Linked DNA regions of Homo sapiens: region 2 is linked to region 1. Evidence: read pairs that join two places in POLR2A ChIA-PET (ENCODE). Cell type or tissue: Panc1. All regions are shown on one strand.

Region 1 (8,000 bases):
CTACCTCACAAGGGACAATACTTTATTGTCTGGAAAGAGGAAAGTAGAGGAGGAAAAGGTAGAACACAGAAGAAGCCTGTCATTTTTTATTGAGTCTGGAATGAACTGAGTTTCAGTGAAATAAGCTTTCCTGTTGTATATTTGAGCTGATTTTCACAATGGCAAATATGACAAATTTAATTTTCCTTAAAAATTGATAAGACCAGTTGGAGTTCTAAAAGTGATTTTTTCTACCCCTTGAAGATCTTTTCTCAGAATAGCAGTCTGTAGGCTGTCACCTAAAGTGTCCTGTTTTCAGTGCTGCACCTGCTCTGAGCTTCATCTTTTTACGAAGACGTCATGGTGTGCTATCTGTACTGGGAAACTTTCCCCAGCATCAGCCATCTCCTGAAGATAACATTGTCTGCTAGAGATTGTCATGTATGTGGATTGAATCTCTTTATCTTCATGGTAAGTTTGGAGTTGTGTATTAGACCTACCTTACTGGTGAAAAGAATGAAGGTTCGTAGAGGTCATTACTTGTCTGTCCGCAGGTTACGAAATTAGAGAATAGCGAAGCTGACACTTGAATCTGGGGCTACTGACCAATTCTCTATGAAGCTTCCACACTTTAAGTAGTAACATAGCAAAGACCAAGCACTTAAAATTATTTCTAGATGAAGCCTTTGTGCTCTGAACCACTGTGATCACTGTTGATCGCATTTTCCTTCTTGAACTCATTTTCTATTAATAGGAGCATTTATCACAGACAGTGAGAGGCAGTTTGTGCAGCGGGGAAGAGCACGGGCTGTCTGAAGCTAGACTGTCTGAGTCAGGGTCTTCTGTGCCAGCTTGCTAGCTGTGTGGGGGAAGTTACTTAACATTTCTGTGGTTAAGTTTCCTTATTTTTAGTATGAGGATAATAACAGCACCTACCTCATTGGGTTGTTGTAAGGATTAAATAGGATAATGTACTTAAAAGGCTTAGAACAGAGCCTTGTACTTAATAAGTCCTCAGTTAATGCTCTCCTAGTCTCAGGTCTCAGCTCAAATGTCCTCTCCTAGGGAGGCCTTACCTGGCCCCTGTAGCTAGCCTGGGCCTCCCCCAGGCATTCAACATCTTCACCCTCTGCCTGCACCCTGCCTACTTCCCTCATGGTGTTTTCCCTCTTTTGGGGTACCAGGTTTATTACAGGGTTGTCTCCTCTGTGACAATGTGAGCTTTCCATGGGTTGGCTTGTATGTTCCAGTTTCCAGCTCCAGGACAGTGCCTGGCATGTAGTTTGCTCTCAATGTACATTTGTTTAACGGCTCTCTGTTTCTGAAAATCCTGAATCAGAGCTTTCATTTTGAACAAAATCGTTGCTACTCTGGTTTCTTCTCAATATGCCATATGTATTAGTGTTCCCTGAAACTTCATTCCCACAGCTTCAGACATGATCCCAAATGGCTCAAGAATTTGTACTTCTAGCCCTGACTCCTCTTTCTTTACTTTTTTTTTTGAGACAGAGTCTCACTCTGTCGCCTGGGCTGGAGTACAGTGGCGCGATCTTGGCTCACTGCAACCTCTGCCTCCCAGGTTCAGGCAATTCTCCTGCCGCAGCCTCCCAAGTAGCTGGGATTACAGGCGCCCGCCACTATGCCCAGCTAATTTTTTGTATTTTTAGTAGTGATGGGGTTTCACCATGTTGGCCAGGCTGGTCTTGAACTCCTGACCTCATGATTCGACCACCTCGGCCTCCCAAAGTTCTGGGATTACAGGTGTGAGCCACCAAGCCCGGCCCTGACTCCTCTTTCAATCTGTATTTCCAACTAACTGTTCATAAAACAAATTCTGGTAGGTGTCCTTAGCACAACATGTTCAAAACCAAATGCACTACTTTTTTTTTTTTTTTTCTAAACCAGGTCCTCTTTCTGTGCCCCCAGCCCGGTTGACAATGTGTGCCTTCACTCACCCAATTAGAAACCTTGGAGGTATCCTGTACTCTTCTGTCACTTACCCTCAGCCTAAAGCCAATCAGTCACCAAAGTATTGTCTGTCATTATCATCATCATCATCATCATCACTGTCACCACTGATGGAGTGAGAACCTTGTGCAGTTGAGCATGAACCCCAATTTCATTTGCAAAATGACCCAGACAGCAGATTTCATCTCATATGAAATAAGCAAGGTGAGGTTTTGATGACGTTACAGACATGGCTAAGAAGAGGTTGAGAACCAGCATTCAGCCCACCTGACTCCAAAGCTCATGCCCCGAACCTCAGAAACTTCTCCAGTGAGTTCCTTTTTTTTAATGGCAGGATCACACCATTAGTTTGGACTGGATCCAACCTGGATTGTTGCAACAGCCTTTGATCTGATCTGTCAAGCCCTGTGCCTTCTGTGCAACCCATTCTCTACCCTGGCACGAGCATTACTAAAATACCAATCTGGTCCTATGACTCCTCTGCATAAAAACCACGGCTGGGGCTGGTCAAGTGCAACAGTGTTTACAACTAATTGATCACAACCAGTTACAGATATCTTTGTTCCTTCTTTAGCCAAAAACAAACAGAAAAACAAACAAAACCCAAATAACAAAAACAAACACAAAAAACCCCCCATTGTTTGTTCCCTTTTGCATCTTTTGAATTCTAAACTCCTCACATAGCATAAAATCCCCTTCTGGGTCTTTTCCCAGCCTACAACCCACTTCCCCACCTGCCCCATTCCCCCTGTTGCTCCTACCTCTGGCCTTACTTCAGCCCCAGGGTCCCCTGCTGGACATGGCAGGCCCAGCACATGCTGCCCTGGGCCCTTTCACTTTGCTTTGTGACATATTTTTCATCCTTCAACCTTCAGCTCATAAGCCATATTCTCTGTGAAGGCATCCAGAGGGCCCGAGACAGCCCCTCCCACCTGTGTTCCTCAGAGCATTCTGTGCCCATAATTAGGGTGAACACATTTCTGAATCAGCAGTGGAAATGTTTCAGTTCAGACAGTTACGCATGTGCCCCTGAAGGCAATGGGACAGTTAATAGAGCAAAGTCCAGAAGAAACTCTTGGAGATGATTCCTCTTTATCTGTCTGCTACCCTGTAGAGGGGTGGGGAAGGTACTTCCAGGGTAGAGAGCTGTGGGTGGCCCTTGTATCTCTTGGAGATGATTCCTCTTTGTCTGTCTGCTACCCTGTAGAGGGGTGGGGAAGGTACTTCCAGGGTAGAGAGCTGTGGGTGGTCCTTGTATTTGCCCACACCTGACACGATGCCTAACTGTTGTTTGCTGAATGTATGAAGACTATGCCAGGCCTGAGATTCTTTTGAACATAACCAAATGTCATGTGTAAATTTCTCCAAATAACCAACCAACAAACCCAGCTCTTTATAACAATGGACAATCCAGCATGAGTATTAGGACTCTGTTTAAGTCTCAGGTTTATCACTAGAACAATTCTCATAGACACACTTCTTCATCTGTAAAATGGGGATAATAGTAGCTACTTACGGGAGTTGCAGTGAAGACTCTGTGAATGAATTGAAGGAAATTAGCAGGCACAGAGTCTGGCAAAGAAGTCTTTGTTTCAGGCACAAAGATATGTGTAGCTCATCACTATAAACAGGAACTAGAAGGCAAGGTCATGTTCTAGAATAACTTTTAAAAGTTAGGATATTGTTGGGAATTTTAAAAGGTAAGACAATTAAAAATATGACTAATATTTGTCAGCTTTTTTTTTTTTTTTTTTTGATACAGAGTCTTGCTCTTTTACCCAGGCTGGAGTGAAGTGGCGCCATCTCAGCTCATTACAGCCTCTGCCTCCCGGGTTTAAGCGATTCTCCCTCCTCAGCCTTCTTGAGTAGCTGGGATTACAGGCACCCGCCATCATGCCCGGCTAATTTTTGTATTTTTAGTAGAGACTGGGGTTCACCGTGTTGTTCAGGCTGGTCTTGAACTCCTGACCTCAAGTGATCCACCCACCTCGACCTCCCAAAGTGCTGGGATTACAGGCTTGAGCCACTGCGCCTGGCCTCATTTGTTAGCTTTAACATATGAAGAGACATCCTCCTAAATGTTAAAGTACTCTTTGACATTTTACCTATGCATTTTACAGTTGGGCTGGGAGAGATGTGACTCCCGGTTTGTTTTGCCTCACCTTTGCATTTCATCAGCTGTGTCTGATCCCAGCCTAGCCTGTGTGTCGGAATCACTTGGATGAGTGTTTTACAGACTCCTGGGCTCTACCCCAAACCCACTGAATCAGAATGGGGACAGGAAGGGAACTGTAAATCTACATTTATGAAAACCTCCCCTTGTGGTTTTGATAGTCTGCAAGGTTTGGGAATCACTAGTTCCCAAACACACCAGTAGAAAAGCATATAGTAATTAACATTCTCAATTTCTCAGCTTTACAGTGTTTGTAATTAAAAATTTTTATTTGCTTTTTTGTAAGCAATATTAGCTTTCTCAATGTCTGTTTCACCTTCACTGCAGTCTGTTTATCCAGCCTGGGAAAAAAACTGGCTCCACTTAAACAATGAGACAAAAAAGGTGCAAACCTGACAGCTTCCCTACCTTTTTTGCATTAGCGTGTAGGTATTTCCTCCATGTCCTACCAGGGCCATTTAAATGCTAATATAGTTAAGTACAACAATCTTTTTAGCAATCAGATGGAATTGTTTTTTACCACAATCTTATTTCTCATTTCTCCAGTCCGTACTTTTCCTTTTTTGGGGCAGGGTGGGGGTAGGGCTAGAGGGGCATACATTTAAATTCTTTGACCTTTCAAACCTTAACAAAAATTCTCTCCTAATATCTTCTCAGCAGTTCTTGCAATGTGTGTATCCTCTAAACCTGAGCTCTGTAATTTGAATGTGCTGAGTCACCTTGTCTTTGCAGGGTCAAACATTTTGCATCCAGGAAAAGTACTGCAGAAAATCACACCATTAGCAGCTAGCTGGTATGTTATTTGAATATTTGAATACAAATAGGAAGACTGGAAAGGAGAAAGTTACTGTGTACATAGATACATAGTAACTTACATATACTTAAAACAACCTTTTTTTTTTTTCTAATAGTCTGCTAAGTCCTCTTTCTGATTGATGACTTTTTTGTGTGTGAAATTCTCTAAATATTTATTTGTGTTCCTAGAAAGTGAAAATGAATATAAATGGTAAAGCAGTTGCCTTGCAATGTTTAATAAAAGGAGAAAATAGTCTTTGCTATTATACTGAAGCTTTGCATAATTAAGATTCTTGAATTAATTTTAAAGAATTAATAACAAAAAAATACAATCATGAACCAGATATTGAGAGTTAATGTCTAATTTAAGTTCAACTTTTAGGGAGTCCGTTTTCCTATTTTGATCATGTAGTTGAATAGACAGTGAGGAGATGTTACTACAACTGTATTAATAGAGGAAGTGGCAGGAAGCTACAGTTTCCTTAGAATCAGAAAGAAAGTTTATAGAACTCACTGGAAATGAGGGTTATAGATAAAGATTGAAGTAGGAATAACTTCTATTTAGAATTGCTATTGTATTTTTGTAACATAAGAGTGGTTTTCTTTAAAGTAAGTATTTGGGGCTAAAGAGAATGCCAACACTCCACTCACAGGGAAGTCGGAAAGCTTACCAGTATTAACAAACATCCGAAGTCATTTCACAAGGTGGAAGTTTACTATAGAACCAGTAAACATAATCTTCCTCCAGGGTGTTTTGAGTCATGAATGGGGAGCAACTTGCTCCCTTCGTGGATGGAGCACTGGGGACAAGCTTCTCTGCATCAGAGCCTGTGAAATATCAATAGCAACAGCTACTGTACTCTGAGTGCTCACTTCCTCTATGCCAGAGGCTGGCTCTGGTCTTTAATTGAATTCGCTCACTATACAGCCCCCTATACAGAAGGAACGCTAATTTTCAATACCTTAAAGAGGCCAAATCATTCCCACAGCATTAGTGGCAGAGGGGGTATTTGAACCCAGGCAGAATGACTCGAACTCCCTGGTAATTAGCCATGGTGGAGAATGTCTCCCAGCTCACAAAAATGACTACTCACTGGCAAGTAACACTAAGTACAGAAAGAATGTCATCAGTTGGTTGGTGTTCTTGCTTTCTCTCCGTGAACAATTAAGAGGGCGCAGAGGTGAGATGGGGTGGGGTGGGATAAAGGGAAGGCCTGGAAGAAGGGACAGAAGGGCTGCAAATAATCACCCGGGAGCCCAGTGAGACTCAGAGAAAGATTCTAACCTAAAATACTCTTCTGCTGTCAGCTATTCTGTAATTAACATCCACAGATGAAAACATGAAGTGTATTAAAAATCCTTTGTGTTTTTTTTCAATTTTGACTGATGGACATAATATAATGACTTGATAATTAAAAAAAAAGAAAGAAAGAAAACCCACAAAACCCAACAACCCAAAATTCTAAACTAACTGCTTTTCATCATTCTACTCCCTGATTAGACATGGAATTGGGCTCGTTACTACGGGTAGAACAATGGCCTGTGTTGGGCAGGACAAGGGCATGGAAGCTCTCCAGCAAGCAGCACAGTGGGACAGCACAGGCTTCTAGCAGGCATGGTTTCAGTCTCAATTGTTTACAAGCCTTGGGATCTGGAACAATTGATTTGAGCCCTACAACATTAGAATGGTTCCTTTTCTCAGGGCCTAATATGGGGTCAGAGAAGGCACTCAGCAAGGAGGGTTTTTTCAGAGGCCCAGGAAGAACTAGTTCAGAGGCCGAGCCTCCTGGGAGAACACGTAGATGAGTGGGGTCAGGTGCCTGTGTCTGAGATCTAGCTCAGGTCAGGGCAGTTTTCATTGAGAAGGTGACATTTGAACAAAGATTTGAAGTTGCTGAGTGAGTTAGCCATGTGGGAATCTCAATAGAAGAGATTTCCAAGCAGAGGAAACAACTAAGGAGAAACAGGAAATTGCCTTCTGGCAAGATGTAGGAACAGCAAGGAAGTAAGTGTGGCTGAAACAGAGTGAGTGAGGGGTAAAGTAGTTGAAAGTGAGGTCGGGGAGTAAGAGAGTCAGACTGGCCAGCATCATTTTAAGGACTCTGAGTTTTAACTATGAGAGGAACATGGAGCCATTGCAAAGTTCTGAGCAGAGGAGGACATGTGACTGAGAGTTTAAAAAGATGGCTCTAAGCCAGGTGCAATGGCTCATGCCTGTAATCCCAGCACTCTGGGAGGCCGAGGCAGGAGGATCACTTGAGGCCAGGAGTTTGAGACCAGCCTGGACAACATAGCCTGACCTCATCTCCACTAAAAAAGAAATAAAGCTGGGTATGCTGGTTGCGTACCTGTAGTCCCAGCTACTCAGGAGGCTGAGGTGGGAGGATCACTTGAGCCTGGGAAGTTGAGGGTGCACTGAGTCATGATCATGCCACTGTACTCCAGCCTGGGCAACAGAGCAAGACCCTGTCTCAAAAACAACAGCAACAACAAAAATCTAAAACGATTGCTCTGATTGCTATATTCAGAATAGACTGGGTTTGAAGCAGAAAGACCAGTTAGGAGCCATTGAGTAATCCAGACAAGAGATGATGATGGGTCTGACCAGGGTTCATAACAGTATGAGGGTGAGAAGTGGGCAGATTCTGGATCTATGTTGAAGGTAAAACCAACAGGATTTATCCCTGGGTTGGATATGGAATGTGAGTGGAAAAGAGAACGTGAGGATTTATTCCAGGGCTTATGGCATGAGCAACTGGAAGGATGGCATTGCCAATACCTGGGGTGGCAAGGATATGCAGAGGAAACAGATTTGGGGGGAACACCAAGGGTTCATTTTTGCCCATGTTGAGTGTGAGATGTCCACTTGATATCCAAGTGGAGATCAAATGGAGGAGAGAAAGGGGTCTGGTCTGGTGATACGCTTTTAGAAATTACCAGTATATAAATATTTAAAGCCCAGAGACAAAGAGATCATAAAGGGAGTACTGACAGAGAAGAGAAGGGATCAGCAGACTGAGCTTTGAGGTGCTACAATAACTGAGAGTTCTAGAAAAAGAGGAGGGAGCCCCAGAGGGGACTTGAA
Region 2 (8,000 bases), 150 kb before region 1:
CTGGCCAACATGGAGAAACCCCATCTCTTTTAAAAATACAAAATTAGCCAGGCGTGGTGGCCCATGCCTGTAATCCCAGCTACTTGTGAGGCTGAGGCAGGAGAATCGCTTGAACCCGGGAGGTGGAGGTTGCAGTGAGCCGAGATGGTGCCATTGCACTCCAGCCTGGGCAACAAGAGCGAAACTCTGTCTCAAAAAAAAAAAAAAAAAAAAAAAAGGCCCGGCGCTGTGGCTCATGCCTGTAATCCCAGCACTTTGGGAGGCCGAGGCGGGTGGATCACGAGGTCAGGAGATCGAGACTGTCTTGGCCAACATGGTGAAACCCTGTCTCTACTAAAATACAAAAAATTAGCTGGGCATGGTGGTGCGTGCCTGTGGTCCCAGCTACTCGGGAGGCTGAGGCAGGGGAATCGCTTGAACCTGGGAGGCGGAGGTTGCGGTGAGCTGAGATAGCGCCACTGCACTCCAACCTGGCGACAGAGCAAGATTCTGTCTCAAAAAAAAAAAAGAAAAAAAAAGGAAAGAAACTTTGTCCCTTTACCACCTCTCTCAGACAGGCACTGTTCCTGTTTTATCTGATTTAATCCTTGCAGCATGGCTGTAGCCTCAGTTGTATTATTAACATCCTCATTTTACAGATGAGGAAACCGAGGCTTGTGCAATTCAGGTGATTTCCCCAGCAACAGCTAATGCTTGTCAATTGACCAGGAAGATGCATTCGTTGGCCGCAGCCTCTGAAGAGATGATAGAGCAGGCCGAGGTGGGATTCTGGTTCTTCTGGACAGATGTGGGTTCATTCTTTCTACTCCTTCCATTTGCTAAGGGCTGGGTGCCTCTACCTTTTTCCTTGATTGTCCAGTGACTGGTTGTTTTTTTAAATCTGCATTCCTCTGGTAAAATTAACCTCTGTTTTTCTTTTTTTGAAACAGGGTCTCACTCTGTCACCCAGGCTGGAGTGCAGTGGTCCCATATCAGCTCACTACAACCTCTGCCTTCTGGGTTACAGCGATTCTCATGCCTCAGCCTCTCGAGTAGCTGGGACTACAGGTGAGCACCACCACGCCCGGCTAATGGTAAAATTAACTTTAAAAGAAGCTCTGAGGCTGGGCGCGGTGGCTCATGCCTGTAATTCCAGCGCTTTGGGAGGCCGAGGTGGGTGGATCATTTGAGGTCAGGAGATCGAGACCAGCCTGACCAACATCGTGAAACTCTGTCTCTACTAAAAATACAAAAAATTAGTTAGGCATGGTTGCACACGCCTGTAATCCCAGCTAGAGAGGCTGAGGCAGGAGAATCTCTTGAACTCTGGAGGTGGAGGTTGCAGTGAGCTGAGATCATGCCACTGTACTCCAGCCCGGACTACAGAGCAAACCTCTTCTCAAAAAAAAAAAAAGAACCTCTGGGCTTCCTGTCCATCTGGACTGTGCACCATTTAACAACTGCCACTTTTCCCCCCAGAAGAGGCTGCGTTTCAGTAGCAGAGAATGTGTCCCCAATATATAATTTATCTATTCTTTTATAAAGCACTTTAAGGTCTTTGGGGATCGCGAGGGTTGTGTAAATATGCTATTTATTATTTATTAACTTTATCCTCCTAATGGTCCCCACTAACAGGTCTGAATCAATCGAGACGCATCAGGTTGCAAGAAATGCCACACAACCTCCTTTGTTGGTGAGAGGCTTGGCCACCACCCACACATTTCCACAGGATAGGATGTGTTCAGGTGAGCAGCTGACCCCAGGTGCTTATGATCCCTGCAGCAAACTCTGTTCATCACAGAAATGTTGTTCAAAGCACAGGAACCCTCAATTCATCGGTGAGTAGGGGAGAGCAATGGTTTAGCAAATTGAGTATTTTTGTTTCAGCACTTCAGAGTTGCTGGATATCTTGCTCAAATTTATTGCTCCTAGCTAGTAGAGTACACTAAATACAAATAAATTTTTCTTTCTTTTTCTTTTTTCTTTTTTTTTGAGACAGGGTCTCACTCTGTCACCCAGGCTGGGGTACAGTGGCATGATCACAGCTCACTGCAGCCTCAATCTCCTGGGGTCAGGTGATCCTTCCACATCAGCCACCCAAGTAGCTGGGACTATAGGTGTATGCCACCACGCCTATGCCACCACGCCTAGCAAATTTTTGTATTTTGTTTGAGATGGGGTTTTGTTATGTTGCCCAGGCTGAAATCTTTCTAAAAATTAGACTTTGTGTCTAATTATGAAAATATTAGGTCGGGCGTGGTGGCTCATGCCTGTAATCCTAGCACTTTGGGAGGCAGAGGCAGGCAGATCACCTGAGGTCAGGAGTTCGAGACCAGCCTGGCCAACATGGTGAAATCCCATCTCTACTAAAAACACAAAAATTAGCCGGATGTGGTAGTGCGCACCTGTAATCCCAGCTACTCAGGAGGCTGAGGCAGGAGAATTGCTTTGAACCCTGGAGGCGGAGGTTGCAGTGAGCTGAGATTGCAACACTGCACTCCAGCCTGGGCAACAGAGCAAGACTCTGTCTCCAAAAAAAAAAAAAAGAAAAAAAAAAAAAAGCTCATTAGCTCATTTGTAAAAATGTAGATAAGAAAAAGAAGAAAATAAATATCACCAATAGTTTTTACTGCACAGAAATAATAACAGCTTTAAAATTTTAATTTCCTTCCAGTCTTTCTCACGCACACACAAAAGATGTTTGGCATGCTGCATCTTGCCTTTCTCATTTAACATTTTATATTTCATGCACACTTTCCTGTGTCATCAAATATTTCTCAGAATATGATTTAAATGTCCTTATATGGGCATGCACAAGCAGATCTTTCCTTGGTAACTTAGGCTGTGTGCACTGTCATTATTCCAGAACATTAATTTCCACTGATGATGTCACAGGGCTAGGTGACCTGGCTGAAAATGAAGTGTCAGCAGAACTCACACTAAAACTTAAGTGTATTTTAATATACCACTTAATAAAATATTTCTCATAATAATGAGTTTCTCCCCATTACCAGAAGAAAATAAAAATCCTAGTCAATTTAGATTTTTCCTGAGGCTTGAAGATAGTAAAATTGAGAGTACACTGGGCAAGAAGCCAGCAATTACATTAATAAAGCCCACCATAAGCCAGGTGCAGTGGCTCATGCCTGTAATCCTAGCACTTTGGGAGGCTGAGGTGGGAGGATCACTTGAGCCCAGGAGTTTGAGACTGGCCTGGGCAACATAGTGAGACCTTGTCGCAACAAAAAATTTAAAAATCAGCCAGGTGTGGTGGCGCATGCCTGTAGTCCCAGCTACTTGGGAGGCTGGGACAGGAGGATCACTTGGGCCCAGGAGTTCGAGGCTGTAGTGAGCTATGATCGCACCACTACATTCCAGCTTGGGCAATAGAGTGAGACTCTTTCTCTAAAATAAATAAATAGGCCAGGCGAGGGTCTCATGCCTGTAATCCCAGCACTTTGGGAGGCTGAGGCAGGTGGATCACCTGAGATCAGGAGTTCAAGACCAGCCTGGCCAATGTGGTGAAACCCTGTCTCTACTAAAAATACAAAAATTAGCTGGGCATGGTGGTGCGCACCTGTAGTCCCAGCTACTCAGCTAGCTGAGGTGGGAGAATTGCTTTAAGCCAGGAGGCGGAAGTTGCAGTGAGCCAAGATCGCGCCACTGCACTCCAGCCTGGGTGACAGAGAGAGACTTCATCTCAAAAACAAAATAAATAAATAAAATAAAATAAATAAATAAAGTAAAGACCATGATAATGCTTTGTTGGCGGTCATGATAAATTCACAGAATCTTCCAGCTTGGGTTCCCTGATTTGTGCTGCTACACTCCAGGGACATCAGACATGAAGTTTTGTACCACAGGTCTGCTCTGAGGCATCTCCTCTGACAGTTCTGTTCTTATTTCTGTGAGACTCATCGGATCCGTAAGTACAAACCCGTATACTGCATTTCTTTTAGAAGAACAAATTAGAACAGGTCAAGTTGTAACGCAAAGAAAACAAACCTAAAATGATTCACAACACACGAACGTCTGAGAGCCCGGAGTGGGAAGCACAGCAGGGCAGAGCTCGGTTCTGGGTGGGAGGGCACTTCCAGCCCTCCGGCTGCCCATCACTGGCTTCTCTTAGTGGGGCTCTTGTTTGGGCCTCTCCTCTCCCTAAGGTTTGATTCTGTCCCAAGCTCCTGGCAGGCAGAGGCCATATCTGTGTAAATCACTGTGTACAGTACCCAGCCAAAACCCATCCACAAATGTCCCTGATAAGAGGCTTTATTTATTCATTTCCTTAAGAGTTAATGCATTCATCTGGTTCAAAAATCCAAAAGGCAGCCAGGTGCAGTGGCTCACGCCTGTAATCCCAGCACTTTGGGAGGCCAAGGTGGGCGGATCACCTGAGGTCAGGAGTTCGAGACCAGCCTGGCCAACATGGTGAAACCCTGTCACTAGTAAAAATACATAAATTAGCTGGGGGTAGTGACGCACACCTGTAATCCCAGCTACTTGGGAGGATGAGGCAGGAGAATCGCTTGAACTGGGGAAGCGGAGGTTGCAGTGAGCCGAGATTGTGCCATTGTACCCCAGCCTGGGCGACAGAGCAAAACTCCATCCCAAAAAATAAAAATAAAAATAAATCCAAAAGGCACAAAAGGGTGGCAAAAAAAAGCCTTCTTCCCTCCCCAGCCATCTAGTTTTACCAGTTTTTTATGTGTTGTTCCATAGATATTTATGCATTTATAAGCAAATATATATAATTTTCACCTTTTAAATCAAATAGTGTGTTCTGTGCATACTGTTCTCTACCTTGCTTGGTTCCCATAGCAATGTCTTAGAAATCATCTCAAAAGCAGTTCATAAAGAGCTTCCCATTCTATTTCACAGCTGCCTAGTATTCAATTGTCTAGGCCATAATGTAGTCAATCCATCCCTTATTATTCTATTATTATTATTATTTTGAGACAGATTCTCACTCTGTTGCCCAGGTTGGAGTGCAGTGGCAGGATCATAGCTCACTGCAACCTCGACTTCCTGGGCTCAAGCAATACTTCTGCCTCAACCTCTGGAGTAGCTGGGAACACAGGCACACACCACCATGCCTGGCTAATTTTTGTATTTTTTGTAGAGACAGGGTTTTGCCATGTTGCCCAGGCTTGTCTCAAACTCCTGGCTTCAAGTGATCCTCTAGCCTTGGCCTCCCAAAGTGCCAGGATTACAGGCATAAGCCACCAAACCTGGCCTCACCCCTCATTAATTGACATTTAGATTTTTCCATCTTTTATCATTAAAATGCTTCAATGAATAACAGTATAATTCATTGTTTTATATGTATGAGGGAATAATATATGCTTTGGCCTCTCACTACATGGATCTGGAAGTTTGAAAGGCATGGGATGAATTGAGGCAAATGTCATTTCATGTTGAAATGAGGAGGAAGGCAGTGTTCAGCTCTTTTTTAACAAAACAAAACAAAATTAGCCTGCCCAGGTGAGTGTCTAATAGGGTAAATAGCATAGCATAGCATAGGCATTACTGAATTTCAGTGCTTAGCTCTTTGCTATCTGATCAACTTAGAGAGATACAAAGCAGTCAATCTGAGGTACTTGCATTCTCCAAGACTTTTTATTTTATCCTTTCTCTTTATTCAATCCCATTTTCTTGTATTTTTAAAGAATCAAGAATAGGTATCAAACACTCTAAACACTGGAGTGCTACCAGTCCTCTGCCTTTAGCTTCAAAAGGAACCTGAGCCTCCAGCTGTCAGTGAGCTCTATTCCCTCCCTTTTCCTTCCTCCCTTCTTTCCCCTTCCCTGCTTCCTTCCCTCTCTTCCTTTTTTCCTTCCATACCACCAAGTAACCCGCCTTTACTGAGTGCCTGTCCTATGCAAGCTCTGTGCCAAAATCCCTGCTCTAAAGGATCTTGCTACTAATCGGAGAAGAAGAGAGGGCTGCCATTATGGTTGTGTAGTTTGGAGGACACTTCCTGGAGGGAGGTGGGCTTGGAGAAGACCTCATGGGCAGAATTGCGGTTGGGGGATCCCAGGCATTGTTCCCTGTGGGTGGATGGAACAGAACAAATGAGGGCAAGGGGGAGGTGTGCTCCCCAGACACAGAGAATATCACAGCAATGCTGGAGAGAGGAGCAGGCAAGATTGGGAAGGGTGGTTTGGGGTCAGATTACAGGTCTTCGAGATACTGGGACCAGAGGTTGTGTGAGCAGTTGCAGGGGAAGAGGTCAGAGCTGGAATGATGTCCTGCCTATACTCTAGATTGACTGCTATTGCAGCCTGGGCGACAGAACAAGACTTGGTCTAAAAAAAAAAAAATTCCCATGTGGGGCAGTGCTCAGTGACTCAAACTTATAATTCCAGCACTCTGAGGGGCCAAGGCTGGAGGAATATTTGAGGCCAGGAGTTCAAGACAAGCCTGGGCAACATAGGGAGACCCCATCTCTACAAAAAATAAAAAAATTAGCCAGGGGAGGTGGCACACGCCTATGGTCCTAGATACTCCAGAGGCTGAGGCAAGAGGATCACTTGAGCTCAGGAGTTTGAGGTTACAGCAAGCTGTGACCCCACCACTGTACTCCAGTGCCTGGGTGACAGAGCGAGACCCTGTCTCTTAAAAAAAAAAAATTCCCATGTGGACTCCAGATACCACATCATAAACAATGGGAATAATTTTTCTGAAAATGTCATTTGGATATTTTTTGAGTAAGAATCATCTGAAAAAGAATCCCAAGAAATGTGTCCTCCACTTCCCAAATATATTAAAGATCATTTCAATCTAATGTTGAAGGAACAATAGCCACACCAATTGTTTTTTAAAAATGTAAATTTTTTAAAAATAATTAAGTCCTGCTGTAGGAAAATTTAGAAAGGCAGAAAAGCAAAAAGAACAGAATAATCATCCACAATTTTACTTCCCAGGGAAATTATGTTAACATTTAGGAATCTTTTTATATCTGTTTAGGTCTCGAATGTAATATATATGTGCAAATACATGTACATATATATGTAATGTGTACCCTGCTTTTCTTTACTTATTATCAGCATTCTCTCATAGCATTCAATATTCCTTTAAAGCATGATTTTTACTGATGGCATAAATCCATTTCTGTGAATACACCATCATTTATTTAACCATTCTTCTAGCTTGGGAGATTTGTGTTGTTTCCAATTCGTCACTACTACAGATAATGCTTCAGCAAGCATTTTGGTACATAAATACTTACATCTCTGATTATTTCCTGAGGATATATCCATAGAAGTGGGATTATAATATCCAAGGGTATGGAATTTGTTGTTGTTGTTGTTTTGTCTTGAAACAGGGTCTTGCTATGTCATTCAGGCTGGAGTGCAGTGGCACAATCATGGCTCACTGCAGCCTCAACCTCCCGGGCTCAAGCAATCCTCCCACTTCAGCTTCCTGGGTAGCTTTCCCAATTACAGGCAAGCACCACTATGCCAGCTAAATTTTACATTTTTTTTGTAGAGATGGGGTCTTGCCATGTTGCCCAGGCTGGTCTCGAACTGCTGGCCTCAAGCAGTCTTCTTGCTTGAGCCTCCTAAAGTGCTGGGATTACAGGTTTGAGCCACTGTGCCTGGCTAGATAGGAAATTTGCAAAGGAGTTTAATATACATTAATACATTTATCCTTCCATCACCATTATATGAAAACATCAGTCTCAACATAGCCTTATCAACAATAAGTATTATCATTTTTAAAAATTTTAAGCTGTTTGATAGGTGAAAAATTACATCTTACTTTTGGTTCACTTTCATGCTTCAGTTATCAATGAAGTTACACATTTTTTCCATGTGTTAATTGACCACTTATATTTTTTCTTTTTCTTTTTTATTTTTTGAGATGAAGTCTCTCTCTGTCGCCCATGATGGAGTGCAATGACATGATCTTGGCTCACTGCAACCTCTGCCTCCTGGGTTCAAGCGATTCTCCTGCCTCAGCCTCCCGAGTAGCTGGGATTACAGGCATGCTCAACCACGCCTGGCTAATTTTATATTTTT

The links. ChIA-PET counts read pairs that join two places held together with the same protein. Peaks named below come from ENCODE experiments on the same cell type or tissue, not always from the same donor. Only the 100,000 strongest peaks of a DNase experiment are listed, where the experiment ranks them.
Region 2: POLR2A ChIA-PET joins it to region 1 with 14 read pairs; 4 of 35 experiments call an interaction of 5 or more read pairs at or near these places.

What each region holds. Positions count from the first base shown.
Region 1 is chr1:200,361,115-200,369,114 of GRCh38, reverse strand. It overlaps LINC00862 (long intergenic non-protein coding RNA 862), which reads left to right. Exons shown (of 5, transcript NR_040064.1): 4 at 244-450. Among named protein-coding and RNA genes, the nearest start is that of LINC00862, 8.7 kb to the left of the region's middle. RefSeq lists enhancers at 4,640-4,934, 4,660-4,954. In Panc1, a CTCF peak has its summit at 2,753 (motif pointing left); no DNase peak of the experiment used is centred here; H3K27ac peaks cover 3,638 bases.
Region 2 is chr1:200,513,559-200,521,558 of GRCh38, reverse strand. LOC107985459 (a long non-coding RNA gene) reads left to right here. Exons shown (of 3, transcript XR_001737816.3): 3 at 1,615-1,981. Among named protein-coding and RNA genes, the nearest start is that of KIF14, 100 kb to the left of the region's middle. In Panc1, no CTCF peak of the experiment used is centred here; no DNase peak of the experiment used is centred here.